Linked DNA regions of Homo sapiens: region 1 is linked to region 2. A link is a contact called in ENCODE Hi-C or POLR2A ChIA-PET data. All regions are on one chromosome and are shown on one strand. Each heading gives the region's core, a stretch centred on a gene start or an enhancer-like site at or near the end of the contact. The rest is flanking DNA. Distances are from core to core; before and after follow the strand shown.

Region 1 (2,940 bases), core at 249-2,748, 170 kb after region 2:
CTTTACCCATTTCTGGCCTGGTGAGGCCCAGAGACACTGACACCTGGAAGTCACTCAGCTAATAATGGGCCAGTGCTGAACCTGCAACCTCATGTTCTCTGCATTTTAACATTTCAGGGATAGAGGCCGGGCCTATGAGAATTCTCATGATGTCACAGGTCGTACAATCACCTAGAAGCAGGAGCCAGGTCCAGCTTCAGTGCTGCAGCCCAGCACCCAGAACAGTATCTGGCAGGCAGCAGGTGCTCAATCAATGAAGGTGCAAGACTGGTATAAATAAATGAATGAGCGAAGTGAAGTGAATCCTAACTGCCATCTTCACCTTTTACACCTACAGGGAACTTGAGTTTGTAAGGTCTCAGACATGACATGGAAGGATGATAGGAAGCAGATGAACAGGAACAAGATCTGGATAAAGAACTAAACGGTCCAAGTGGCGCTAGCTGGTTGCTGGTGGCCCACTCAACAGGTGACTCACCCAGAAGTTAACTCCAGGTACAGATAAAATACACAAAGCAGGCCGGGCACGGTGGCTCACGCCTGTAATCCCAGCACTTTGGGAGACTGAGGCGGGTGGATCACTTGAGGTCAGGAGTTCGAGAGCAGCCTGGCGAACATGGCGAAACCCCATCTCTACTAAAATTACAAAAAATTATCCGGGCGTGGTGATGGCGGGGGTAGTCCCACCTACTCGGGAGGCTGAGGCACAAGAATCGCTTGAACCCGGGAAGCGGAGGTTGCAGTGAGCCGAGATCGTGCCACTGCACTCCAGCCTGGCGACAGAGCGAGACTCCGTCTCAAAATAATAAACAAATACGTTAATAATAAAATAAAATAAAATAAAGTAAAACAAAATACACAAAGCCTTATACCAAGGCGTGAGGCTGCCGGGATGAGCCCTGTGACCCAGGACCGGCTCTTTCCCCCGTCTGGGCCCATCTGTGCCCTGACTGTCCAGGACTCTAGCAGGCTGGTAGAGGCGTGTGAGCGGCCACACTGGAACTCGAGCCCCCGGCCCCGCAGGAGCCGCACCTGTATTTGAAGGTGAAGCCCGTGCGGTCGGTGCCCACTCGGTACTGCCGCAGGAACTCCTTGAAGCGCCTCTGCAGCTGCGATTTGCGGGCCTGCCCCTCGTCGGCCTGGGCGTCGCCCCCGAAGCTGTCGCTGTAGAAAATGCCAGGATCGTCGAATCCCGACATGACTGCGCCTGGGGTGGGAACAAACGGCCAGAACAGGCTGGGGGCAGCGCCTGGCACCTCCTCCCCTCCGACGCCTGGGTCCCTGCCCTGAGTCCGGAGCAGGGGGACCCCCGGCCGCGCTCCCGGACTCCAACCCCAGTTCCCGAGAAACTCCTGTCCCACTCCAACTACACCCGGAAATCCAGATGCCTGCTGGCTCCCAGTCCCAGTCCCACTCCCACTAGCCTCACCTCTGGTTTTCCGCACTTCACAAACCAGGGGAGACAAGAACCTCCACGCTCAGCCGCCGAGTTTCGCGGGAAAAACAAGAGGCGGTGTTCGGACGCCGCAGCCGCTGCGCTCCCATTGGTTCGCCGGAGCCTCGCGGCCAGCGATTGGACCGTTCTGAGCCCTCCAGCCCCGCCGCCCGGACTGTCTGCCGAAGATGATTGGCTGCAAAGTGCATGACCTCGCCTCCTTCCGGGCTCCATTTTGTGTGCGGAACAATTTGGCGCGAAACTTCTGGCTGGGAAGGAAGTGGCGGCGCAGGACGGGGCGGACGCAAAGATGGCGGAGGGGCGGGCGCGCGGAGGACGCCTTTAGGTGGTTTCTTTTTTATTTTCTTGGTTTTTTTTTTTTTTTCCTGACGCATGGTCTCGTTGTGTTGCCGGGGATGGAGTGCAGTGGCTGGATCACGGCTTACTGTAGCCTCAACCTCTTGGGCTCAAGCAATCCTTCCGCCTCAGCCTCCCTTGTAGCGGGGACCACAGGTGTACGTGATTTTCTTAAAATATTTCATAAAGACGGAGTCTCACCATCTTGCCCAGGTCTCGAAACTCTACTCTCAAGCGACCCGCCTGCCTTGACGTCCCAAAGCACTGGGATTACTGGCGTGAGCTACCCGGCCAGGCCTGCGTGCTTTTCTTAAGCCTTCTTTTAAAGTCCTATGAAAAAAAATGACCCTTTTCATAGCCATAGGGAGAAAAAACTAGAAGTTCAGAAATGATTGGGTCCAGGTGCCCATTTTGCATTGGGAGACTGTGCCCTGTGGAGTATTCGCTTCCCGGTCGTGGGGCCCGTTCTCTGGGCCTGAGGCTCTGAGGAGCCCCTGTCCTCCAGCTGGTGGCAGGACAGGGCGATTACCGCGCGGCTCACCCGCGTCCCCGACCCGGGTTCTCGCACCCTAACACACTGCTTTTATTTGTTTATTTATTTGTTGAGAGGGAGTCTCACTCTGTCCCCCAGGATGGAGTGCAGTGGCTCAATCTCGGCTCACTGCAACTTCTGCCTCCCCGGTTCAAGCGATTCTCCTGCCTCAGCCTCCCAACTAGCTGGGACTACAGGCAGGCGCCACCATGCTCAGCTAATTTTTGTATTTTTAGTGGAGACAGGGTTTCACCATGTTGCCCACACTGGTCTCGAACTTCTGGCCTCAAGTGATCCACTCGCTTCGGCCTCCCAAAGTGCTGGAATTACAGGCGTGAGCCACCATGCCCAGACCGGCCTCATTCTGTTTAACAGCTGCTTAATTTTCTGTAGTATGGTGACAAAGACTCTCCTTGACCAAACTCTAGCCAGGTTCCTCTGGGCTCCCTTCACTTCTAAGCCTCAACCTTGATCTATAGGCACTGTGGCTCATGCCTGTAATCCTAGCACTTCAGGAGACCAAGATGAGAGGATCCCTTGAGTCCAGGAGTTGAGGCCAGCCTGGGCAACATAGCAAGATCCCGCTTCTCTAGAAATTTTTTTATAATTTTTTTTG
Region 2 (2,720 bases), core at 148-2,647:
TGCCACTTCCAGGAGCAATGGATAGCGGAACGGTGCAGTCCCTCCAAGGTGGTGCCAAGGCCCTGACAGGTCTCTTTGGCTAGAATCCTGACCCTGGCTGCTGGCTGGGATGCCAGTGCCTCCCAGTGCTGGCCTCCCAGGAACACTGGGATGACGGGCCGCTGACGCTCAGGACCCTGCTGCACGGCCACCAAATTCCTTCTTTCCATTAATCTCCCTGCCCCATTTCTCCCTTGCTAAGTTAAATGGGCCCTTGGAGGGTGGATATTCTTTTCCCTATTTTATTTTTGCCTGTGATGTAAGCTCAGCTGAACCATCCCTTCCCCAGGAGGCCTCGCCAGGGGCCCTCCACTAACAGCCAGCTCCACTGTGCTCCTCATAGCCCTTGCTAGACTTGTGATGGTCCCTTTACCTGCGTGGTTATTTGGCAACTATCCATCTGTCCTACTAAATGATAAGCTCCCCAGGAGCTGTCTTTCATTTTGGGGGTGAGCTGGAGGCTCCCCGTTGTCTTCCAGACTCCAGTTAATCCCAGATACACAGCAGGTCAGTGGATGTGAGTCCCTGCCTTGGGGTATTTCAGGTCCTGCCTCCGGGTTCAGGACCTGATGGGCAGAACAGAGCCAGCTGTCTTGAGATTGGGGGCTGCAGAGCTGAAGACCCCGTTCGTAAGCGTTCCAAGATGCCTAGCCCCTAGCCAGGAGGGATCGGAGTGCGGCAGGTGTGCCTGGCTGCTGTCACCCATCTGCCGCGTGCCTGCTCTCCCTTAGGTGCTCAGTGTTTCAGAGAACTCAGGGCAAAGACACTTCAGAGCAGTTAGTGGCCCCGCAGCGGACCACAAGGAAGTCTGCAACCCATTCTCAGTGCACCCCGCCACAGCTCAGGAGTCTTGGGGGATGACATTTTGGGTTTTTGCTCTGACCTCATCTCAGGTTCAGGGTTTCACCTCCGGCCCTTTGCAGCAGGTAGGTAGAAAGCGCCCAGCTATAGGCCGAAGCTCTTTGTGGAAGAAAAAAAAAGTTTGGCTAATGACCTGCAGTTCTCTGTGAGCCTGGGCCCACCGCCTAAGGAGGAAGAGGAATTGGCAAGAGTGGGAGAATCAAACCTTTTCTGGAAGCACCAAGGTTAAGAGGGATATTAGGGTCCGGTTCAAGCACCTTGGTTTATAATTGGGGAAACTGAGGCATTGGGAAAGAGGAGAGACCAGAACTAGACTATGCAGCTCAGCTGCTCCCAATTCCTGACACACAGAAATGTGTGAAAGAATTAAGGTTTATTGTTGTTTTAAGCCACTAAGTTTTGGGGCAATTTGTGACATAGCAATAGGTGACTAATATAATCACCTACCTTATCCTGCCAAGTTTGGCTTGGAAAGCCTTTGGCTGCTTCTCAAAATCAGAGTGATCCCTAAAGAATGAAGACTTGTGCTCACAGAGGCTTTGAGAAAGGCTGTCATCCAATGTGGATGATCGTATTGTCTCACAGGGAGTTTGGAGTCGATCCTGAGATAATGGGGACGAAACGGGGAGCAGAGAGAGAGATGGACACAGCCAGGGGAGGGGGTGCAAAGAACCCAGATCTGAGAGCAGGGGCCTGGGATGGGCCTGGCCTCTGTTGCTTGCTAGCCACACGTCTCTGATGAGTGACTCAGCTCCCTGGGCCCAGGTTCATCATTTGTCTAATACTCAGCTGACAGTGCTGTTGTGAGGTTGACAGTCTGTTCCCCCAACAGCAGTCAGAAGGATCTAGTTAAATTACAAATCCGATCATGTCATTCCGGTACTTAAAACCTGTTAGTGGCCGTCACAGTGCCCGGATAAGGCGCAAGGCCCCAGCTGGCCAGCACCACAGCTCAGCTGTGTCTCCCTCACCTTTCCTGCAACGCCTCCCACCTTCCCCGCATGCAGCTCTCTCCCACTTGCTAACTGCCCCGCAACCTCCAGATCTCACCTGGAATGGGAAGCCACCTGACCACTTCAGCTGCTCTGTGTGGTTCTTATCATTGCCAGCGTGTTTGTGTGATAAACCATAAATGTCTGCCTCCCCTACGGGTCAGTAAGTGCCATGGGGCGGGGCCCCTCTGTCTCATTCCTGGCTATCGGCACAGCATGGGCACATTGTAAGTGCATAAGTGCTTGTGTGGAATGAATGAATGAATGAGCACACAAAGGGTGCCTAGTACTGTGCAAATATTGTTTGTGTCCACTCCTCCCTCCCCTGATTCCACACAGGCTGCAGGAGCTCCATGGGGTCTCACGACTCAGGCCAAATAAACCTTACAGGCACAAAAGCTGACAGATTTCCATTGTTCTTAACTTTGGTTAAGCATTGAAACTACCTGCAAAGTTTTCCAAAAAGAGATGCCTGGGTCCCACCCTCAGAGATCCTGGTGCACAGATGGAGGGTGCACTGGACATTGGGGTGACTAAAAATCCTCCAGGTCAAGCCTCAGAAACACCGCCCTGGGCAGTGGAGAGACTGGGGGCCTGGCATAGCCCTTCTAGCCTGGGGACTGAGACCGTCTCATGATCTATGACTATTGGGCTGTAAAAAATGAGAGCAATGTGCCGGATTCTGTAGTAAGGACTTCCCTTAATGAACTCAGGTAATCCTCAAAAGAGTCCTATGAAGAGGATAGTATTATTATCCCTATTTCACAGTTGGGGAGACTGAGGCAGGCAGCTATCAAGTCACTTGCCCATAGTTACCCAGGTGGCAGA

What was found. A loop is a pair of places that touch in the nucleus more often than their neighbours do. ChIA-PET counts read pairs that join two places held with the same protein, here RNA polymerase II (POLR2A). Pooled maps may share reads with other maps.
Region 1: a map of endothelial cell of hepatic sinusoid shows a loop between it and region 2 (3-fold over the local background). The contact joins the promoter of MCM5 here to the enhancer-like site in region 2. A Hi-C loop is called at or near these places in 1 of 168 maps with a recorded cell type or tissue (endothelial cell of hepatic sinusoid) and 7 of 50 pooled maps. POLR2A ChIA-PET finds 5 or more read pairs at or near these places in 5 of 52 experiments (AG04450, BJ, Caco-2 and 2 more).

What each region holds. Positions count from the first base shown.
Region 1 is chr22:35,398,698-35,401,637 of GRCh38, reverse strand. It overlaps MCM5 (minichromosome maintenance complex component 5), which reads right to left and starts at 1,498. Exons shown (of 17, transcript NM_006739.4): 1 at 1,430-1,498; 2 at 1,033-1,207. The coding sequence starts at 1,199. RefSeq lists enhancers at 1,734-1,893, 1,904-1,953.
Region 2 is chr22:35,568,213-35,570,932 of GRCh38, reverse strand. No RefSeq gene overlaps it. Among named protein-coding and RNA genes, the nearest start is that of RASD2, 29 kb to the right of the region's middle. Within about 2 kb of position 1,397, at least 5 of the 41 ENCODE cell types and tissues checked have a DNase peak (open chromatin) inside an H3K27ac peak, as active enhancers do.